Regions from separate parts of the Homo sapiens genome. Here region 1 is linked to region 2. The links are chromatin loops, found by intact Hi-C in ENCODE. Cell type or tissue: sigmoid colon. All regions are shown on one strand. Each heading gives the region's core, and the rest is flanking DNA. Links, peaks and the distances in the headings are about the cores only. Region 1 overlaps SLC22A1 (solute carrier family 22 member 1). Region 2 holds the start of SLC22A2 (solute carrier family 22 member 2).

The links. A loop is a pair of places that touch in the nucleus more often than their neighbours do. Peaks named below come from ENCODE experiments on the same cell type or tissue, not always from the same donor. Only the 100,000 strongest peaks of a DNase experiment are listed, where the experiment ranks them.
Region 1: it touches region 2 in a loop (2.1-fold over the local background); 5 of 110 quality-filtered maps call a loop at or near these places.

The regions. Positions count from the first base shown.
Region 1 is chr6:160,142,246-160,153,612 of GRCh38, reverse strand. SLC22A1 (solute carrier family 22 member 1) reads right to left here. Exons shown (of 11, transcript NM_003057.3): 8 at 9,964-10,072. Among named protein-coding and RNA genes, the nearest start is that of SLC22A1, 26 kb to the right of the region's middle. In sigmoid colon, for the core only: no CTCF peak of the experiment used is centred there; a DNase peak (open chromatin) is centred at 6,342.
Region 2 is chr6:160,255,439-160,266,805 of GRCh38, reverse strand. It overlaps SLC22A2 (solute carrier family 22 member 2), which reads left to right and starts at 7,985. Exons shown (of 11, transcript NM_003058.4): 1 at 7,985-8,462; 2 at 10,089-10,192. The coding sequence starts at 8,049. In sigmoid colon, for the core only: no CTCF peak of the experiment used is centred there; DNase peaks (open chromatin) are centred at 6,945, 7,653 and 8,275; H3K27ac peaks cover 323 bases.

The DNA.
Region 1 (11,367 bases), core at 2,259-10,258, 110 kb after region 2:
CTCCAGCTTTCTTTTGATTAGTATTAGCATAAAATATCCTTCTCCATCCTTTCGTTTTAAACTATCTTTCTCCCCTTATATTTAAAGTCAGTTTCTTGTAGACAGCATGGGGTTGTGTTTCACTTTTTTGTCCAATCTGATAATCTCTTCCTTTTAACTGGAGTGTCTAGACCATTTATATTTCTTGTGATTACTGATATGATTGAGTTTAAATCTATCATCTTGCTATTTGTTTTCTTTTTGTTCTGTTTGTCCTCTGTAACCCTTTATTTCTTTTTCTGCCTTCTTATAAATTATTTTAAATGATTTCACATTATCTTCTGTGTTGACTTAATAGCTATAATTATTTTGTTTTTTAATTTTTGATTTAGGTTTACAGAAAACCTAACTCTTTGATCACAGTAACTTCAAGTAATATTGTAACATTCATAGATTATATGTGAACCTTACAATAGTATACTTGTGTTTCTTCCCTCCCAGCCTTTGCACAACACATTGTGATTATTGTTTTGATTGGCAAACTACAGCCCACAGGCCAAAGACAGCATTTTTAGCTTTGAGTTAGAAATGGTTTTTACATGATTAAAAGGTTTTTTAGGCCAGGCGCGGTGACTCACGGCTGTAATCCCAGCACTTTGGGAGGCCAAGGAGGGTGGATCACGAGGTCAGGAGATCAAGACCATCCTGGCTAACATGGTGAAACCCTTTCTCTACTAAAAATATACAAAATAAATAAATAAATAAAATTAGCCAGGCGTGGTGGCAGGTGCCTGTAGTCCCAGCTACTTGGGAGGCTGAGGCAGGAGAATGGTGTGAACCTGGGAGGTAGAGCTTGCAGTAAGCCAAGATCGCACCACTGCACTCCCGCCTGGGTGACAGAGCGAGACTCCATTTCAAAAAAAGAAAGAAAGAAAGAAAGAAAGAAAGAAAGAAAGAAAGAAAGAAAGAAAGAAAGAAAGAAAGAAAGAATAATATGCAACAGAGACTGTATGTGATCCACAAAGCCTAAAACATTAGCTATCCAGCTCTGTACTGGAAAAGTTTGCCAATGCCTGCTTTAAACAGTTCATTGTCTTTTAAAGAAAATAACCAGAAAAAAAAAATTTCCATTTACTCACGTAGTTATCATTTTCAGTGCTCTTCATTTTTTTGTGTAGATATAGATTTCCATCTGATACTGTTTTCATTTTTTCTGAAAGATCTTCAAGACTAATATTTCCTGTAGTATAAGTCTGCTGGTGATTAATTCTTTCAGACTTTGTAAGTTTGAAAAAGTCTTTATTTTCCATTCATTTTTGAAAGTATTTTTGCTGGGTCAAGAATTTTAGATTGGCAGTTTATTTTTCTTTCTTTCAGTACTTTAAAGATGTTCTACCACCTTCTTGTTTGTATCATTTCCAATGAGAAATTTTCTGTCATTCTTATCTTTGTTCCTATTTGTGATATCTTTTTTCTCTGATTCCTTTTTAAGGTTTTTGTTTTGTTTTTGTTTTTGTTTTGAGACAGGGTCTTGCCCTGTTGCCCAGGATGGAGTGCAGTGGCGTGACCTTGGCTCATTGCAACCTCCACCTCCTGGGCTCAAGCAAGCCTCCTACCTCAGCCTCTATAGTAGCTGAGACTACATGCATGCACCACCACACCCAGCTAATTTTTGTATATTTTGTAGAAAGAAGGTTTCACCATGTTGCCCAGGCTGGTCTTTTTAAGATTTTTATGATGTGCCTTTCTTGATGTTTTTTTGTGGTTAGTATTTATTGAGATTGTTAGATCTATGTATTGGAAGTTTTCATCAAATTTGAAGAAATTTTGAGCATTATTTCTCTCTCTATTAACCCCTCCTACTCACTTCTACAGACTCCAATTACATTCATTGAATTGTATCACAGCTCACTGATTCTCTCTGTCTTTCCTTTTTGATAGTTTCAATTGCTATCTTCAAGTTCACTAATATTTTCTTCCATAATGTTTAATCTGCTGTTAACTCATGTGGTGTATTTTTCATCTCAGACATTGTGTTTTTATCTCTAGAAGTTTAATTTGGGACTTAAATTTTTTTTCCTTGCATCTACTTAACATGCTCAATCTTTACTCTAGGACCTTAAACATAGAGAATATAGGTATCATAACTGTTCTAATGTTCATGTCCACTAATTCTACCATCTGTGCCATTTCTAGGTCAGTTTGAATTGATTTATTTTTCTCCTCAAGATAGGTTATCTTTTCCTACTTCTTTGTATGCCTGGTAATTTTTTATTGGATGTCAGAAATTGTAAATTTCACTTTGTTCCATGCTCGATTTTGTATTCCTAGAAACAATCTTGAGCTTTGTTTTGAAAACATGATTAAAATAGGAATAATAAATCAGGAAAAGTTCTATCCTTTCGGGTATTACTTTTAAGCTTCTTCTATTGCAATTATTTGCATAATTTCTTACTCCCTACTATGACTAATTACAAAATTCATATATTTATATTTCTTTCCCAATCCCTCCCCCCATGACCTATATCCTGATGATAAAAATGCTTATATCATCTCTTAGAAATTTTTAAAACAAACGTAGAGGTGGAAATTTTATTGAATGCCTTTCAGTATCAATGGAGATAATAATATAATTTTTCTCTTTTGACTAATAAACATGATTTATACTGTGAGGTTTTCTAAAACTCAGCCATCTTTGCACTCCTGGAATAATTCATCTAAGACATAGAATAGTAATTATTTTAATGTTCTCCACTGTTTGATAATATATTGTTTAGGATTTCTAGATCCATATTCATAAATATATGTCTGTAGTTTCCTTGTTTCCTTTATCTTTGTTGTTCTTTGGTACCAATATTACGCTAATTTTATTTTTTAAAGTTGGAAAATTTTCTTCTTTTTCTATGCTTTAGAGCAATTTAAATATTATTGGAATTTTCTATTTGTTAAATGTTTTTAAAAATCCCCCTTTAAAACCATTGTGGATTCCTTCTTTATCATTATTTAGGGCCCTCCTTATCTTATTTAGCACCTTTTCCCATAAATTCAACTTTAATTAGATTATGACACTTGCTATATATTTCCCTAGTATGCTTTTGTGCATTCTTTCTTTTTTAGCTTTTCTCAGGAAAAGTTATACTTCATATAGCAGCATATTGTTGGATTTTACTTTGTAATCAAGCTAGGGAGTCATCTCATTTTTTCCAATAAAGGAGTTAAGCCTCTTTTCATTTATTTAAATGTCGGAAATGTTTCGTCTTAATTCTACCATGTCAGTTCTGTCATATCAATGCTGTCATCTATTCATATTCTATCACCTATTCACACCAGGGCTTTTTATTGCTTCTGGTGTCTTTTATTTTCAGTATGTGTTGGTTATCTGTATTTTTCCTGATCATTTGGAAGGGCTGTATTTTTAGTCAAATGATTACTGTATAACCTTATATAATTAATATCCTATTTCTTTAGACAGTATTGATTAACTTCCTATTATGAACAATCATAAAATTAGTATATTTCTACTTCCCCCTCAAACCATCCCTCCATGACCTGATTTAGTTGATTCTATCATTACTTTTAGTGTTTTCTTTTATATCTTAACATATGCCTAGGATACTACTTATCAGTTTTTAAAAATATATTGCTGCTGAACTAATTATACTTGTCAGTTTTTAAGGATACACTTTTCCAAAAAACAAGTGTATTGAAGAAATCAGTGTATTACACCATCTCCAACATTCTTTCTCTTTTCTCTTTTCAGTCTTTGTGAGTTATAACATTTCTTTATTTTCAGATTTGTGATATTATATTGTTTTGTAGCCAAAAACACACTCGTTTTAATATCAATTTCAATGATCACTACCAATAATTCTGACACATTACTTCATTCGTCACTGTACTTACTGAATTTTGTTTCTAACAACTTTTTTGGGAAAGGATCATAGGAACCATATTATTTGAGATATTTTTAAATGATTGGCTATTGCTTCTATATAGAAATGAGAGCTTGGTTGGATAAAATTCACTGGATTCGCGCGTGATGGCTAACATCTGTAATCCTAGCACTTTGGGAGTCAGAGGCAGGCAGATCTTCTAAGGTCAGGAGTTCGAGAACAGCTTGACCAACCCCATCTCTCCTAAAAATACCAAAATTAGCTGGGCGTGGTGGTGGACGCCTGTAATCCCAGCTACTCAGGAGGCTGAGGCAGGAGAATCACTTGAAGTGGGGAGGCAGGGGTTGCAGTGAGCCGAGATCATGCCACTGCACTCCAGCCTGTCTCAAAAAAACAATAATAAAAATCACTGGATTGCACTTTATTTTCTTGAGGTCACTGCAGGCATTGACTGTCTTCATCAAATGATAACAATTTGTTCTTCTTATATAGGTGACAAACTTTCAGCCTGGCTACTTGGTGACTCTTTCTCTATCTTTAAAGTATAGTAACCAAATAAAAATATGTCCTAATAATTGTTCACTGGGTCAGTTTTTTCTGTTACATGTGTCCCTTTAATTTATAGATTCAAGCATTCTTTTATTTTCAGATGTATTCCCGAAGTATATTTATTGCGTATGTGTGTGGGCAGGGGGTGTATATATATATATCTTTTTTTTTTTTAACCAAAAAGTTTACGGACTATATACATACATACATGCATAGAACCTTTGAAACTCTACTTATTTCTTATTTCTTTTTTTTTTTTTTTCTTCTTCTTTTTTGAGACAAAGTCTCCCTGCCCGGGCTGGAGTGCAGTGGCTCGATCTTGTCTCACTGCAACCTCCACCTCCTGGGTTCAAGTGATTCTCCTGCCTCACCCTGCTGAGTAGCTTGGACTATAGGCATGCACTACCATGCCCAGTTAATTTTTGTAATTTTAGTAGAGACAGGGTTTCACCATGTTGGCCAGGCTGGTCTCGAACTCCTGGCTTCAAGTGATCTGCCCACCTCAGCCTCCCAAAGTGAGGGATTACAGGCGTTAGCCACCATGCCTGGATTAAACTCTGCTTATTTCTTATTTCCATTTTACTTTGCAACTCTTAGTCCTGTCTTGCCTTTCCCTCACTGAATCTATTCTCCTTTGCATTGTGTTCAAATTGGTTTTTCATTTCTCAAATGCAAGAATTTCTCCACTTCTTAATTTTTCTTTTTCGTTTCTTTCTTAAGACAGCTTCAGTGTCTTCTATTGTCTTGCCAGATATTCTCTCTAGAACTATACCTCTGCTTTAAAGTCTTATTTTTATAGAGATGACTGATTTATTAATACTTTACATTTTGGTAGTATATGTAGTTAGAACTTTGATCTATGTTGTTACAGCATTTTTCTGGTACATGTTCTTCATTTGCCTTTTGCTTTTTCTGCTCCTTTCCCCCTTTATCTCATGATATGTTTGTGTACCTCCTGAATGAATTACTTTTTTGTTTATTACTCATCTTTTCATACTGTTATTTCTTCCTCTATCAGCCATTTCTAGAAGGGTTTGTGGGGAAGCAGCCAGGCCATGTTCTGGGCTAGTAGAAATTCTTTCTTTGATCAGGGTTGTATATGATTAGATTTTTTTGGCTCACTTATTCCTGATCTACAGGGGCTGATGGTGTGGAGCTAGTCTCTTCCACCCGCCTCTCAGTAACTGCTGTCTGAAAGTTCCTGCATATCTTCTTTTACAGCCTTGCCCTCCCTGCTTCACCTTCAGCCATACAACATCCAGGGAAGGGAGCTTCCACCTCCAGCCCATGCACCCATCATTCTGTTTCTCCAAACAAGGGACCATGGATCACACCCTTCAAGTCACGCTGTCTACTTTGGAAAGCTGCTGGCCTCGCCTACGATTTGCTGTCACAGGGGTCCTTTCCTGGAATCTTCTCGGACTCCCTTAGACCTCACACACTAGGCAGCCCTTCCTCTTGTAGATTGTCTTTTCATGTTATCACAGTTTCAAACACATTTGCATTATCCCTCATTCTTCTAATAGCTTTTGTGTGATTTCCAAGAGGTGCAAGAAAAGACACAGTTATTTTTTACTATTTTTAAAAAATTATTGTTAAAAGGAAAAAAATGGCAAGCACACAGAAGCTAGAAGAAGTAGGGAACTAGGCCCCTTATTTAAAATTCAGATGTTTGCGGTACTTCATTCATTGAGTCATTCTACAGCATGTAGTGAGTCTGGCTGTGGAAGAGTTCTGTGAGGTACAGAGAAGTATGACATGACATGTGGTTTCTGTTTTCAAGGAGCTCATGAGAAGGTGAGGAGATAAAAATGGAAAGATCATTTTCAAAACAAGGCAGTGGGTATTAATGCCAAATGAATGTTCTTACAACACGTGCTGCACAAAGTGAAGAGGAGCAGAGCAGTCCAACTCTGAAACTGCCTGGAACGGAGGCAGGGTCAGAATGGTTTACATAGAGACTGTCTAAACTTGGAGTGCTTATAAAGTAATAAAGTCACAGAAATTATTCCTTCTCTGCAAATTAAATTTGATTCAATTGATTAGAAATATTGGAACTTGAATGACTGCCTTACCTTGTGTGTGTGCGCGTGTGTACATAAGAAGTTGAGAGTTTTTTCTGAACATCTAGCTTCCCTCCCTAGTGAATGAGAATGATTCTCCCACCAGCTCTCTGAGCAGTGGTCGAGGGCTCCTCGGGGATGGGTTGCTTGGCCTTTCTCCCTAGAGAACTACACACTCAGTACCTTTCACAGTTTACATTTTGAGTCAGTCCCCTTGGCCCAGTGGCCATGACAATGGAATTGTTTGGCCTGGCTATTTTAGACTCTGGGCTCAGAACTGCCAAATATAGAAGGTTTTCTTTTTAATATGCCTTCATCTCCTGTACTCAGTCCCAGTAACTTTTTACCAATGAGAGTCTCAGACATGGCCTGTTAATAAAGGATTAGTCAGGAAAGAGTGAATCAAGGCCATCCTGGTGCCTTCTGGCTTTACTGAAGGGCTCAGAGCACTGCGCATGTATAAGATGAGATTAGGGAGCTGGGGTATTTCCTAGAAACTACTGGTATGATGACATAAGGAGAAGAAACAATGTATACAGAGGAAAAAGAGTTTAAGTAACATACGGAATTTCTAACAAACTAGAATTTCTTAGAACTTTAAGTAAAGTGTTTACTTTTACAATTAAAATAATCTTCATTTAAAACTAAGTCTTCCAAGATACAGAAGGCAATTAAGTACAGACAAAGATACTCAACATTATCAGTAATTAGGAAAAGTCAAGTCACAATAATACCATTACCTACCAAAATGACTTTTAGAAAGCTGACACCAGACCAGGTGTGGTGGCTCACACCTGTAATCCCAACATTTTGGGAGGCCAAGGAGGGCAGATCATCTGAGGTCAGGAGTTCAAGACCAGCCTGGCCAACATGGTGAAACCCTGTCTCTACTAAAAGTACAAAAAATTAGCCAGGCGCAGTGGTGCACGCCTGTAGTCCCAGCTACTCAAAAGGCTGAGTCAAGAGAATCGTTTGAACCTGGGAGGCAGAGGTTGCAGTGAGCCGAGATCACGCCACTGCACTCCAGCCTGGGCAACAAGAGTGAAACTCCATCTCAAAAAAAAAAAAAGCTGACAACACCAAACACTGATGAGAATGTGGAACGACAGGATTCCTCAAACATGGCTGGTGGGAACGCAAGATGGCACAGCCACTTCGGAAAACGGTCTGACAGTCTGACAGTTTCTCATAGAATTAAACACACACTTACCATATGACCTAACAATCCCACTCCTGAGTTTTTAACCCAACGTAAATGAAAACATGTATCCACTCAAAGGCCTGTACCCAAATGTCTATAGCATCTGCATCAGAATCCCTCTGAAGGAAGCCGTTCAAATGTCCCTCAAGTGGTGAATAGCTAAACAGTGTATGAATTGTGGCACACTGACATTCACATGCTGGAGTACTATACAGCAACAACAAGCAAAACACTGATACATCCAACAAGTGGGTGAGTTTCATCATGCTAAGTGAAGGAAGCCAAACACAAAAGGTGACGTGCCCTATTATTACATTTACAGCTCATTCTGGAAAAGCTAAAACTGCATGGTCTGGAGGTGAGAAGAAAAGGGTATTAACTGCAAAGAGACATGAAGAACCTTTTGGGGGTGATGGAAATATTCTCTATTTTCATCATGGCAGTGGCTAAATGACTATATATACGTGTGTGTGAGTGTATGTGTGTGTGTGTGTCGTCAAACTAATCTAACTGCATGTTAGAAGCAGTGAATTTTACTCTGTCAATTGTACCTCAATAAACTTGATTAAAAAAAAAAAAGTTCTTCAGCACCAAAAGAAAAGGCAACAAAAGTAAAAAGAGATAAATTAGACTACATCACAATCAAAAACTTCTGTGCATCAAAGGTCACAATCAACAGAATGAAAAGGTAACCTATGGAATGGGCTGAAATATTTGCAGATTTTGTACCTGATAAAGAGTTAATCTCCAGATTATATAAACCATTGCTACAACTCAAGAACAACAAAACCAGTTCAAAAATGGGGAAAGGACTTGAGTAGACATTTCTCCAAAGAAAATACACAAATAGCCAACAAGCACATGAAAAGATGATCAACATAATTAATCATCAGAGAAATCAAAACCACAATGAGATAACACTTCAAACCCATTAGGATGGCTACTATCAAAAAGACCAACAGAAATTAACAAGTGTTGGCAAGGATGTGGAGGAATTGGAACCTTTGTGAACTGTTGGTGGGAATGTAAAATAGTGTAGCCGTTATGGAAAAAAAATACAGCCGTTCCTTCAAAAAACTAATAATAGAATTAGATTATGATCCAGTAATTCCACTTTTGGATATTCCACCCCAAAGAATTGAAAGATATCTTGAAGAGATATTTGTACATTCATGTCCATAGCAGTATTATTCACAATAGCCAAGAAGTGGAGCATCCCAAGTGTCCATTGACAGATGAATGGATAAACAAAATGTGGTATATATGTACAATGGAATATTACTCAGCCTTTAAAAAGAAGACAATTTTGGCACATGCTACAACATACATGAACCTTGAGGCCATCACACTAAGTGATCTAAGCCAGTCATACAAAGACAAATACTATATGATTCCACTTATATGAGGTACCTAAAGTAACCAAACTCATAGAAACAGAAAGTAGACAGGCGGTTGTCAGGAGCTGGAGGGTGGAGAGTATGGGGAGTTACTGTTTAATGAGTACAGAGTTTCCGTTTTGCAAGATGAAGAGTTCTGGAGCTTGGTTGTGTGAAGGTACTTAACACTACTCAACTGTACACTTAAAAGTGGCTAAGATAGTAAATTTCATATTATGTATATTTTACCACAATTTTGAAAAGTTCCTCAGTTTACAGAACAGTAATGTGCCATAATGGAAAAACCACAGGGTTCCAGGTCAGGAAGATGTGGTCCTTGCCCCAGCCCTGCTTCTTTCTAGCTGTCTGACCCCTACAACGCTTCTTTCCCTTTCTAAATCACAGCTTCCTCATATGTAATATGGGGATGATCATACCCAAGAACAAATTTAAGGGAATCACATGTATGGAAATACTCGCGTATCACTATACAAATGTCAGCTGTTTAAGAAAATGATGCCCAGAAGTGTCAATGAAATGGCTGATGTTTATACAATCAATTAGTGCCAAGGACAGGGCTACAACACAGGTTTCCCAAGTCCCTGTCCAGTACCCACTTCTCTACACCTTTTGTTCTTGTACTTGTTGTATGTACAGAACAACTTTGACCCCATCCATCAGCTCACAGGGTCCCCTTTCACATTCTCTGCTATAATTATGGGTTGACCCTCTCTTGATGCTTAACCCCATCTCTCTGAACGTGATTTCTTAACAATGCCACTCAATGTCCAAACTGAGCAATGCTTGGCTGCATCTTTAGGAAGCACCTTGGAGATGTTGGTTCCCACTGAGCTGGTGGGTTCACAGCCATTTCACTGGCTACCCCTGTTCCATGCACTCACCTGACGAATGTGGGGTACAGCTCAGCATTCACCAGGCAGATCATTTGTATTGCAATGGTGATTCCCATTCGGCCAACACACATGATTATGATGTTTAACCAGTGCAGGTCTGGAAAGGAAGTACAAAGAGGGTGTGGGTGGTGGATGGGGGCTTCGTTCCCTGAGTTACTGTGAGAGGCCATGGTGGGTCATGCTTGGACTATTAGAGCTGGTGGGGCCTGGAAGTTTGTCTTATCTAACTTTTTCATTTTTAGATAAGTAAACTGAGTCTCAAGAGATTTGGGGAGTTGACGATGACATATTCAAGAAGACTCCATTGAACAGGGGAAAGAATGGGCTTTTTGAATCTCAGCTTGGTTTCCTGGGCTGTAAAATGGGAATAATGACACCCAGCTTATAGATCATCATGAGACTTAGAGCTGATGTATGTCAAATGTCCACTGTGACCACAGAATTTTAAAGTTGGCTTTTTATTTATTATATGATAGTATCCATTCTAGTTCAGTGCCTGAAACACAGAAAGCACTCAATAAACATAATCCCTCTAGTAGTAGTTCTCAAACTAACAAAACAGATTTCTAATCCTCAATTTAATATTTGTTTCCAATACAGTTTTAACCAAAACACCTTTCATAATAGTCTCAGAGGCTGAGAATGAGGGAAGCGAGCCCTTGTTTCACGCTGGCAGGCTGCTGTGGGGTTCTCGACCACCTGAAGGCCCAGAAAGCCCTCTCCCTATTGAGAATGATCAAAGAATTTGGCTTCATTGGAAAGAAGCTCAGATCCTTAATAACCACCATCATCTGCTCTGCATGGGTTACCCCCAGCACTGAAATGCAAGTAACCCTGTGACACACCAGCTCACTATAAAGGCCTCTGGGGTCACAGACACGATGTCAGCTTGACCCTTGTCCCCAGATACTGGCTATTTATGGAAATCTTGTATCATCTCACTCAGCCAGTGTGAGGGTCCAAATGAGAGTGCCCCTCACCCGTCTCATGGGTGCAACACAGTCTCTCTGCCTCCTGGAGCTCTCAGCCCTGATAGAGAAGCCAAGCTGAGCCTTCTGTTAAGGACCACACCTCATCTAGCTTCTAAAAGATAAAAGGCAAGGAGTTCACTCCAATGCCTCGAGGGAGGTCCTCATTCACAGGTCTTTAGCCTGGTGATGCTTGACCAGAGGTAAACAGCATCCCTGGCCTCAGAGAACTGAACATGCCTCCACTCTGCACCCCCAGGGCCGCTCATCACAGCAGCCAGAGGGACCCAGTTCAGACTGGAGTTGGGTCAAGTCCACCCCTGCTCAAAGCCACCAGTGGTTTCCTACCACTCTTGGGATAAAGTCCACAGCTGGCTACTTCCCAACTCACTCCACGCCTCACTCCACTGCTCCCCACGAGCTC
Region 2 (11,367 bases), core at 2,100-10,099:
TATGGCTTGCACGCAAAGCATGTCCGCCGCTTCATCTGGGGTGCTCCACTTCAGTCATAGGAGGAGACAACAGTCCCTCTTCTCAGGATACACAAATCTTACAGTGACTGTAACCAGTCCACCAGGCTGGCTGTTCCCTTGAGAATAACCTTCTGTGTGTCTGATCACTTAGAGCCACCTGTGATTGTTCCATAGCAAGCTGTGGGTACTGCATGAACCCAAACACGCTCTTCCACTCTGCAGCATTCCAAACCAAAGATATTCATCCTATATTTGTTGCTGTCATAACCCATTTTTACTAAAGACTCCTCAGGAAGCTGATGATACTGATCTACAAAATGAACAGTTCCTTCACACGGCACCTCTGGTTTCAGTGGTCTTCTGGTTTGGCCCTCTCCCCACATGGACTACCTGCTGGTGACCAGAGATCTTAGAGATACTTCACGTTGTTCCTGCATAATTTTTCCCTTGAGGGTGGCTTTCAGGCCAGTGGCTGAAACTCAGACCCACTGAAATCTGAGCTTGGTCTAGCATCAAGGTCTGAGCCAGCACTGCCTTTTAGTTTCATTTTAGCTGTTACATAGAACAATAACCAAGGAATTGAACATTTTACCCTAGTTTGCATTTCCTTACACATCCAGTGAACCAGCTCCCAGGGAGCTGGAGCCATCTCTCAGTACCACTGATAACTTTCACTTTTAGTAACTGAGCACAGCACAACTGTGGCTCCACACACGGCTGAGCACGTGGCCACCAAGGAATCGAAGGTTCCTCACCCCCCACCCTTTTATCCTTTCTCTTCCCAAACCATGTTTCCCAGAGCCATGGTCATTCTAGCAAATACCACTTCGTTGACACCAACTTGTACAGTAGGAAAAATGAGGCAGTAAAAAACTAAAAGAACAAGTGGATGGATTTAGGAAGGTCTTTTGAAACTAATAAAGTAAGAAAGCCACTGAAAGCTGACCAAGGATGCCCCCAGAGGCACAAGGATCAGAAGGCCCGACGTGGCTCATGGGTAATGTCCTTTGTCACAGTGACTACATTTTGGTGGCTTTAATTTTGACACTCTTGTTTTCTCCATCTGCATTCACTTTTATTAATAAAAAAGTATTTTAAATAAAATAGCAGGCAATGTGCCATGTCACCCACAAATACTTCAGTATGATATATTCTAATTAATTAGGCCTCCCTTTTTAAAGCAAGGCCATGATGACCAGACCTAATAAAATTACAAATAATTCTTTAATATCATTTAATATCCAGCCCACATTCAAATGGTTTGAAAGATATTTTTTCACAGTTATATCCAAACACAGTCCACTCATTGGGTCTGGTTTTACGTCTCTGAAGTGTCATGGATTCCTTGGAGAACCCAGGTCATTGGCAGAATGTTCTGAATCCTACATTTGTCTGATTGCTTCCTTCTATTGTCATTTAGCTTGTTACTTTATCCCCAACACATGCTGTAAATTGACAGATTTAGAGGCTTGAGTGCATTCAGGTTTATGTTTTAGGTTATATGCTGTGTGTTGTAACCAATTGCGTTACAACACGCAGCCCATAAAGTCAAGTTTTCCCACTTCTAGTGATGGTGTCAGCCTGACCCCTCCAATACGAAATTTCTCATCAGCATTTCATTGAGTAAACTTAATATCTATTGCAGATCAATGTTGAGACTCATTATTTCATGGGATTTTAAAAACATCATTATGAACTCATACTCATAGATTTTTAAAATATACTTCATGTATTTCAATCCGTTGCACTTAATTGTTTTTGTTTTTTGTTTGTTTGTTTGTTTTTTGTTTTTGACAGAGTCTCACTCTGTCACCCAGGCTAGAGTGCAGGGGCGCAATCTTGGCTCACTGCAACCTCCACCTCCTAGGTTCAAGCAATTCTCCTGCCTCAGCCTCCCAAGTAAGTGGGACTACAGGCACGTGCCATCACACCTGGCTAATTTTCATATTTATTTTTCAGTAGAGACGCAGTTTCAGCATGTTGGCCAGGCTGGTCTTGAACTCCTGGCCTCAAGCAATCCACCTGCTTCAGCCTCCCAAAGTGCTGGGATTACAGGTGTGAGCCACCACTCCTAGTCTGTTGCAGTTAATTTTTTTTAATGTCCAAATTCCCCCACTTTAGGCCAATGGGAGCATTTTCAGATGGCCCCTTATTCCTGTCAACATAGTCAATAGTCTCAGCTTTCTTGTTTTGTTTATTTTGTTTTGGCCCAACAGAATGTCCCAGGCTCTTGATGTTGATTTCCTTCTTCTGATCTGAAATCAGCAATTTTTCTAAGACGACAACTCTCTCTTTTATCCACTTCACCCTGCTCCAGGCTGAATGAAGTCATAAAAAAATTAAAATGTAATGGACTTTCCTCTCTAGCCAGATTACAACAGTTACACTTCCAGTGGTGAGCCACAGCCTTGCTGTGAATTAAAAGACTTGCTTCAGACATCTATTTTTTAAGTCAGTCTAGATTCATGTTAGCATAATATGTTCCCTTAACTCTAGCACACGCACCTGTGTTGAATCCCCTTATCAGCTATGGTGGGAGGGTGGTATGCTCTGTTTTCCTTAATGCTCTGGATAAACAGTCTAAGGAAAAAATCACCTGGTCAAGGAGGAAATTGGTTGCTAACCCAAACTTTTAAAAAACGAAAGCAGAAAATTATGGCAATGAAAGTTTTAATGATTGTTCTCTTATCGTTCTCCGTGAGGCCGCTGTGGGATACGTAAAGGACATCCTTTCTATCTCTACCGGATTCACTCTCTCTTTGAAGAAAGCAATGCAACCAAGAAGTTGACACACTCCTGGGTTTCTGGAGAGGATAAAGCCCAAGAAAACTCAAACTGTATTTGGATATTAATAAGGACTTTGCTTTGGCAAACAAAACCATGTGAAGGTCCAGGGTTGCCAGACCAAAGAGCTCTGAGCAGTGGTCCTGTGGCATGTTTTTATTTTTTTAATTTTTTAAATTTTTTTAGGAACAGGGTCTCACTGTGTTGCCCAGGCTGGTCTTGAACTACTGGGCTCAAGGGATCCTCCCACCTTGGCCTCCCAAAGCACTGGCGTGATAGGCATGAGCCCCACACCTGGCCCTGGTCCTGCAGCACATCCCAGCTGCACACTTAACCTCATGGAAGAGGAAGGAGAAAACAGCTTTTCCTTGCCCATGGCTAGGTGCACAGCTGTGGCCCCTACTAACACGAGAGAGATTAACAAAAGAAAATCATATACATTTACCCATATTTTACAAGACACCAGGGCCTTCAGAAGAGAAGGCCCAAAGAAACAGAGAAATCTGAATATTTTTAAGCTTAGGTTGGTGAAGAGTGGACAGTGTGGGGAAGTGTGATTGCACAAACAGGCTATGATCTAATGGCAATAAACCAGGGGAAACTTACGAAGAGGTGTTTGTTCAGATCTATCTCTGAAGTCTTGTGTCTTCAGAGATAAGGACGTTTCTTTCCTCCAGGTATCAACAGGGCACGTCTCAAACGCAGGTCCTATGACTGACCTGCTTCAGGGGAGAAGAGCAGGGAACGTGAGAGATCTTTCTGCCTCTGCCTCTTTTCTCAAATGCCAGGGTTCTGAATTTTGGGGCGGCATGTCCTAAACCCCACCACTAACTTGGAAGCCCAGGGCCAAACCAAATACTTTGCACTTAATTTTACATAGAGTAATAATACAGCCTTTAAAAATGAATATCTGAGAAAAAGAAAACTTAGTACTTACTTAACTGGGTCTTTTACAAAATGATTCCCTAGAACTCTTCAAAATTACACCCGTGAAGTCCGCTGGATCCTCTCTGTGGTTTTGTGTTAGACTCATGCTTTGCCTTTTAAAGAACAGGGTCCAGTCCTTTTGTGATTTCTAGAGCTACAGGCTTGGTGTGAAGGCCGGGAGTATAAGAGGAAAGTGGAGTGGGAACCACAGGAGGGGTGAGTTAGCCACCCTCATGCCCCCTCCTCCCCCAACAGATGCCTCCTATCATCACCAGGCGAATTCCAATTTCCTGCCTCAAAGGATATCGGCACAGAGCTAACATTTTGTAGGGAAAATAGAACCAGTAAAGAGAAATGAATAAAATCAGAACGACACTGATGAAGAAAGCCCAAGGAGAGTTCTAGTCAGCCCTCCCGGAAGCCTCGCTCAGCAGGATGGCAATAGAAGTGGTTTAGAGTTGCCTTCTGCACACTGAACTCACTGAGGGATGTTAGCCCCAGCTCTGCAGGAGGAGATAACCGCTGGCTCTACAGCGCACCCGGGGGACCCACCCAAGTGATGTGCCAGGCCCCAGACTCCTCCCCTGGAGGCAAGAGATAAACCAAAACAGAGTTCAGGGCTGTCCCTGGTGGTGGTGAGAAGAACATGTTCACTATGTGGGGAGCTGGGAACATTTACTCTGAAAAGACAAGAGTTGGAGGTAAACAGAAGCTTCAAATATCCAAAGTTCTGTGTAGGAAGGTTTTAACTTAATCTACCTGACCCCAAAAGGGAGAATAGTGTCCAAATGTGTGGAAAGTTCTGGAAGATGAATCCTGTTGTGCTATGAGGAAGATATTTCCAGCAATCTGTAAAGTCCAACAACAGCCTGGGTTCAGCCAATACTGAAAGCATTTCCGTGTAACTACTTGGGACAGGTGTTGAGGAATTGAAGTGTCAGATGGTGCTGCCTACTGTCCTCTAAGCTGCCTTCCCTCTGGGAGGCTCTGCGATCCTCCCACAGATCACCTGCCACTGTGCCTGGCCAGGAGCCCTACACCCAGCCCACCCTGCTGTGATGCAAGTGGGCAGCAGGAAGTTGAGGAAGGAGAACAAGGCACGTGACGGATGGATGGGGTGCACCGAGGAAGAAAACAAGGGAGGAATAGAGAGGGTGAAAGTGTCTCCGTGAATAACTTCCAACTATTGAAGCCACTGTGCTCAGTAATAGTCCTATGCGATCTCATCCATCAGCTCTCTGACTTAGGGATAATGGCCCTGTTACAAGAGGTATTAGAACTTGCCCTGGTGACACGGATACATTAGGGCCAGGCTGGGCTACAGTCCAGGCTCTGCTGCTCTGCTGACCCTCCCCTTTGCTCCCACTGCTTTTCCATCTTAGCTGCGTAGAGGACAGATGGCACCCGTCACTGTGAGACAACCTATTTCTATCATTTTTGTCTCAGGTAGACGTCACCTTAGCCAAGCAGGTTGCATAGACCTCAATAGACCAGATATTGATTTCTAAAATCATCCTGCTTAACAAATGACCCAAAAGCCTACGTTCCATTGAAGATGGGTCTCACTGCTTCTGCCATGTCATCCTCTAAGTACCTGATGTCTGGCTTGCCATGGGATAGGTAGGATTCATCCATCCTAACTTCCCACCCTAACTGCCCCCGTGTCTTTTTGTGCAGGGGGCCCAGAAGGTTAGTCTGGGCACAACTGGCCTTCCTCAGTGCCGTAGAAAGGGTGGTACACTGGGGCAATATTTATTTACATTGCAGAGAAACCTGATAAGAGGTTGAGAAATACTTCTGACATTAATTATAATATATTACCAGGTTATATGGATTAAATGATCAGATTACACTCCAGTCATGCTTCTGAATATGTAAGCACCCCCATAAAAGAAGTGACAATTTCCCAAGATACCTGGACTCAAACCGTAGGGTGTCTACCCCTCCTCTCTGTGGTTTCTTTCCCTGAGTTGCTCACTGCCCATGTGGCTTCTCTGTAGGGTCTGTCACCTTATGGGATTGATTTTATGGCAGCTGTGCTGTGACTCGTGCATCCACAGAACAATGTTGAATGACTGTGTAAACGCATTGCTGTAAGCAACCTGAGGTCTGAACTTCTCCTTATCTGATTGTTCCCTCTAAGTAATTTGTAGCAAATTTCAACATTGTTTCCCATTGGCCAGCAAAGCTCTTCTGGCCCTTACCTTGTGCCCCTTGCTCATGACGTGAAGATCTGATGTCTTGACATGTTAAGTGAGTCAAACCCAAGTGCACGTGTCTGCAAATTTCTTGTAAGAGGCAGTCAGGAGCATCTCTTGGCCCTTGGGGTAGAGTAAAGTTTGACAACCTCTGTCACTTTTTAACTCTTTAACTCGCCCTCCTACAGCTCTTTGACGGGGAACAGGTGCAGACAGAGCAGCCTTGGCTTCCGGCTCATGCACTCACGATGCTGGCTGCGAATGGGAAGTCCCTAAACAGAACTGAGCCCCCTCATTCAGCTCAGAGCAAACGGGGCTGGCAGCAGCCCAGGGCACCACGAAGCAGAGTGCCTCTGTGTGCCCAACACAGCCGCAGTGGAGGTCAATGGATGTCCTTGCCGGCGCCCTGCTTTTTGCTTTTTTAAGAAAATAAGAAGCCTGCAGCTGCGGCAAGGAGAAAGACCCCGTGGGTCGCTCCTTTTAGACTACGCTATTACACCTGCTGACTATCCAATAGAAAAAAGAAGGAGAAGGAAAATCGGGTTAACTTTCTGGTATTTAGTTTGCAGATATGTCAGCAGGCCACCTTCTCTACTTGGCAGGATCACGATGTATTAAGAATCCTTTTGTCCACCAGGAAAGACAAATTTCCTGTTTGTCTTGCATTTAGATGCAACAACATCATCCTAAAGAGATGCCCCTGATGTGTGAGAGCAGAAAGGGGTGATCCCTTTCTTCCTTATCCTAAGGCTCACGGCCAACACCCCTATAACAAAAGACAGGTTAACAAGAGAAAAGCATGACAAATTTATTTGATCACGTTTTACATGACACAGGAGCCTTCATTCAGAATGAAGACCCACAGATACAGGGAAAACTGGATGGCAGTATAGAACTGTAGTTGGACAAAAAGGGCAGCAGCCCATGTTCGCAGGCTGAGGGGAAAACCCAGCAAGGCCTGTCTGTTCAGATCCGTCTTGGCCCCTCTGTGCAGCACTCCTTCCTCCAGGCACCGGGGACAAGACTCCTCTGGAATGCGGGTCTGGATTTCTTTACGGCCCACTGTTACACAGAAAGGCAGCGGGGAAGTTACAGTGGTATTTCTAGGCTTTCTGGCTGGCTTTGGGGAGAAAAGAGTCTGGTTTCCACGAGCTGCTTTGAGGAAGAAGGATTCTCAGTTCTATGGCTTGCCCCGGGGGAGAATGATGGGTGAGAGAAGAGACAGGAGGGCAGGAGAAGGTCAGAGAGAGAGACTTTGCTTCTGAGGCCTCCACCTTGGGGCATGGATTTCTGAGCCCCAACAGACCTTGACAGAAAAATCTAGGACACAAAGATAGTGGCTTGGACACACCTGCCTGCATTTACACTTGACCTGTCTGCGACGTAAACACTTTCCTCTTTCCCTCCAGATGGGTTAAGGGGAAGGACACTTCAGGGTTGAAACGCAGGAATACCAGATTGGAGCAAACACTTTTTAAAAGCAGAGTTATAAAATCTGGACAACATCAAAACAAGCAGCCCCAGCATGCATCCCGACGGCTCTTGTTGTTGGTTGGAGAATGAGCCCAGCAGTCAGGCTTGCAACCCACTTCGAATCTGGACCAGGGTTCTGACACGGATCCTGGTTCACATCACGCTGGGCCTTGTGGCCAAACACGTGTGTTTTCTCCATAGGGCCTTGAAGAAAAGCTGGCGGTGCGCATGAGATAGGAGTATATTAAGTTCCTGGCTGCTCGGGGCACTACGGGAAGATTACTGGGCTGTGATATGGGCCAGCACTCAGATTCCCTGCGGTGGGACACAGAGGGCGGGTTGTTTGTGCTGCTGGCGTGGAGCACCGACAAGCCTGTGGAGAACCAGTTATAATAAACACGACAGGCATCCTGGGAGTGAGCTCAGGGCATTTGGGAAGTGCAGAAGGACATGCACCCCCGCTGGAGGGGTGCACCTTTGAAGTCAGCTGGACCAAGGAAAGGCCCTGCCCTGAAGGCTGGTCACTTGCAGAGGTAAACTCCCCTCTTTGACTTCTGGCCAGGGTTTGTGCTGAGCTGGCTGCAGCCGCTCTCAGCCTCGCTCCGGGCACGTCGGGCAGCCTCGGGCCCTCCTGCCTGCAGGATCATGCCCACCACCGTGGACGATGTCCTGGAGCATGGAGGGGAGTTTCACTTTTTCCAGAAGCAAATGTTTTTCCTCTTGGCTCTGCTCTCGGCTACCTTCGCGCCCATCTACGTGGGCATCGTCTTCCTGGGCTTCACCCCTGACCACCGCTGCCGGAGCCCCGGAGTGGCCGAGCTGAGTCTGCGCTGCGGCTGGAGTCCTGCAGAGGAACTGAACTACACGGTGCCGGGCCCAGGACCTGCGGGCGAAGCCTCCCCAAGACAGTGTAGGCGCTACGAGGTGGACTGGAACCAGAGCACCTTCGACTGCGTGGACCCCCTGGCCAGCCTGGACACCAACAGGAGCCGCCTGCCACTGGGCCCCTGCCGGGACGGCTGGGTGTACGAGACGCCTGGCTCGTCCATCGTCACCGAGGTAAGAGAGTGAGCTCAGGGCTCAGATGGAGAAGCAAATGGTGGAGATTTTCTCAAGGAAGCAAGCAGGGAAGGCCCGGCTCTTATAAACCCTGCCTGGACATCTCTTTGGCCTGCATGTATCTTACAAAATCCTAGTTTCCAAATGAGAACATGCAGCTTCTAATTTGTCTGGAGAATAACTGGATTAGTTAAAACGTCCTCAGATGCTGACAATAATGATTCTAGTTTGTGCATGTCCCAGCAATAAGGAACAGGCCAAAGCATATTAGGACTCCTGGAAATGTTGCCAAGATAGGGATATTGTGGATCCTCCTCTTTTTCTGGAAGCCTTACCTCCCCCTCTATTCCTCCATCCCGCAGATGCCCACACACACCTGAAAGCCCGTGGAACTCAACTGAACTGTGCCTGACTGTGTGATAGGATGTGCTTTTCTCTCGATACCTATTTTTTCTCTTTAATTTCCTCAAAGTGTTCATATAAAATCATTTGGGGCTGGAGATCATGCTATGGCACTATTATTTTGTTAAAAACTACAGATGACATCAAAAGCTATTTGTGAAGCCTGATTCCAATAAATATAATAGAAAAAAAGACAAAAAATGGAGCTTGCTTTTATTGAAAGCAAAGCAAAATAGGGGAATTAAGTTACCTGAAAATACTGAGAGAGCCAGTTGCCTAGTTTAATTTAAAATGACTGCTTGGACAATGGGAAGATATTCTGTGTGAACAGATGGGTAGGTAGAGTCTAATTTGAAGGGTCTAAAGTGGTCAGATATTTACAGGAAATGTGGCAGCTCATGGGCTTCACACCACAAACTCTCCGAGGCTCTCTCACATGGCCAATCTCATTGCTTCCTACAGAGATGAGGAAACTGAGGCCCCAAGCAGAGAAGGTTTTTCCCCAGGCCACACAGTGAATAACTTAGCAGGGTTAGCCCTAAAAGATGGGTCTCCTGACCTGGTCCAGCACCTGCTCCACCCGACCACCTCCTCTTATTCCAAATAAGAGCAAATGCAGCAGCCTTCAGCAGTCACTCCTAATCCCCTTTTATTAAACAGACAGCAGGGAGATGCTAAATGGCCCAACCTCCTGGTGCCTGCATTGTATCACGTCCACACACCTATCTGCATGTGCATTGAAATTAGAAAGGAAAAAATAAATTTGTCTATAAGTAATTACCCAGTTTCAGCTGATTTAGCCAATGCTGTAGTTTTAGCTTCATGACAAATTGCCAGATGGAAGGGCAAGCCTTTTGGTTATGTAAAGAAAACTGAGGCTGGGCACAGTGGCTCACGCCTATAATGCCAGCATTTTGGGAGGCTGAGGTGTGAGGATCACATGAGCCCAGGAGGTCGAGGCTGCAGTGAGCCATGATCACCACTGTACTCCAGCCTGGGTGACAGAGCAAGACCCTGTCTCACAAAAAAAAAAAAAAAAGAGAGAGAGAGAGAAGAAGAAGAAAATTGGCATGATCAAGAAACAATGGCTTATTGCCACTTAACTATACAGTTCAATTCAAGGAATATTTAATGAGTACCCTAGCTGAGTTATGTCCAACAGGATTCTAACAGGATTTCATTTCCTTTCTCTCCCAACTTGGAACACTTCTCCCCTGCTGGCAGTTTAACCTGGTATGTGCCAACTCCTGGATGTTGGACCTATTCCAGTCATCAGTGAATGTAGGATTCTTTATTGGCTCTATGAGTATCGGCTACATAGCAGACAGGTAGGTTGAATCACCTGTGGTGGAATTTAAACAATCCCAAAGGTTTGGAGAACACTTGGATGCACCTGCCCCTGCTTGAATCCCATCCTTTCCCAAGCACACAGACCACAATCTCCTGGCCTTCATGCTGGTGTTTTTACAATCTTAAATTTCTTCTGCTGCTTGGATAACCATGACCAATGTCTTTATTTTCAAATTCTCTGGGGTCATAGACAGATATTTCAACATTACACAGCAAATCTTCCATGGGGGCTATGCAGAAGCTTCAAGTCGGAAGGGAGAGTAACAGATGATCTCATCCCTTTTGTAATTCCCAATTCATTTTTTGGCCTCATCACCATCCACCTGGCCATCAGCCTTCAGGGCCTCTGAGCTCAATCCTATCCTCTGCTTGTCTCGCATATGCTGGGAGCCCCCAGCACCAGGCCCAATGTAGAATCTCCCTAATACCCGTGGGATTGCAAGAGTCCTGAATTGGGTTCCTGGGGCCATATATGACCATATATGTGGAAGCCATAACTTAAAGAAAGGGAAACAGGGTCTGCCTACAACACGAGGGGTAAATGTCCACCTCTGCAATATCATTGTCCCTGGAGAGATGACGAGAGGCCTCTCTGATGAGTCTTGTCTTCAGCAAGCTAGTAGTCAGTGTTTGTATGGATCAAGCTATTGCTATGTCTCTTACTTATCCAGCATTTTGGAATCCCACACTCACTGTGCTGCAAGTTTCCTACAACATGCAGCTTTGCTCTCTTGATGACCAATGAGACATTTTTAGAAGTCCTCAAAAGGAAAAGGAACCAAAAATTTGCTTCATAGTTGATAGGCACTTTAGATAACTTGGCCGTCAGGGCTAATTATTTAATATTCATAACACCGTTTATTGAGTGTTTTCCATGGCCAGGCACTGTGTTCAACATTGTGGGTAATAGTATTCCCCTTAATCAGCAATCACCTAGTGAGATAGTGATACATAACTATAGATTATTATATATAATACACAAACATATAATTTTATCTAGATATAAATATATAATTATGAATTTACATGTAAAATATAAATATATAACTGAAATACATGGTAAAGTCAATGCATTTTATGCTTGTTGCCCTCCCATGCCATCCCCAACTACATCTATGATATAATCCAAACCTGTGAGTATAATGTTAAATGC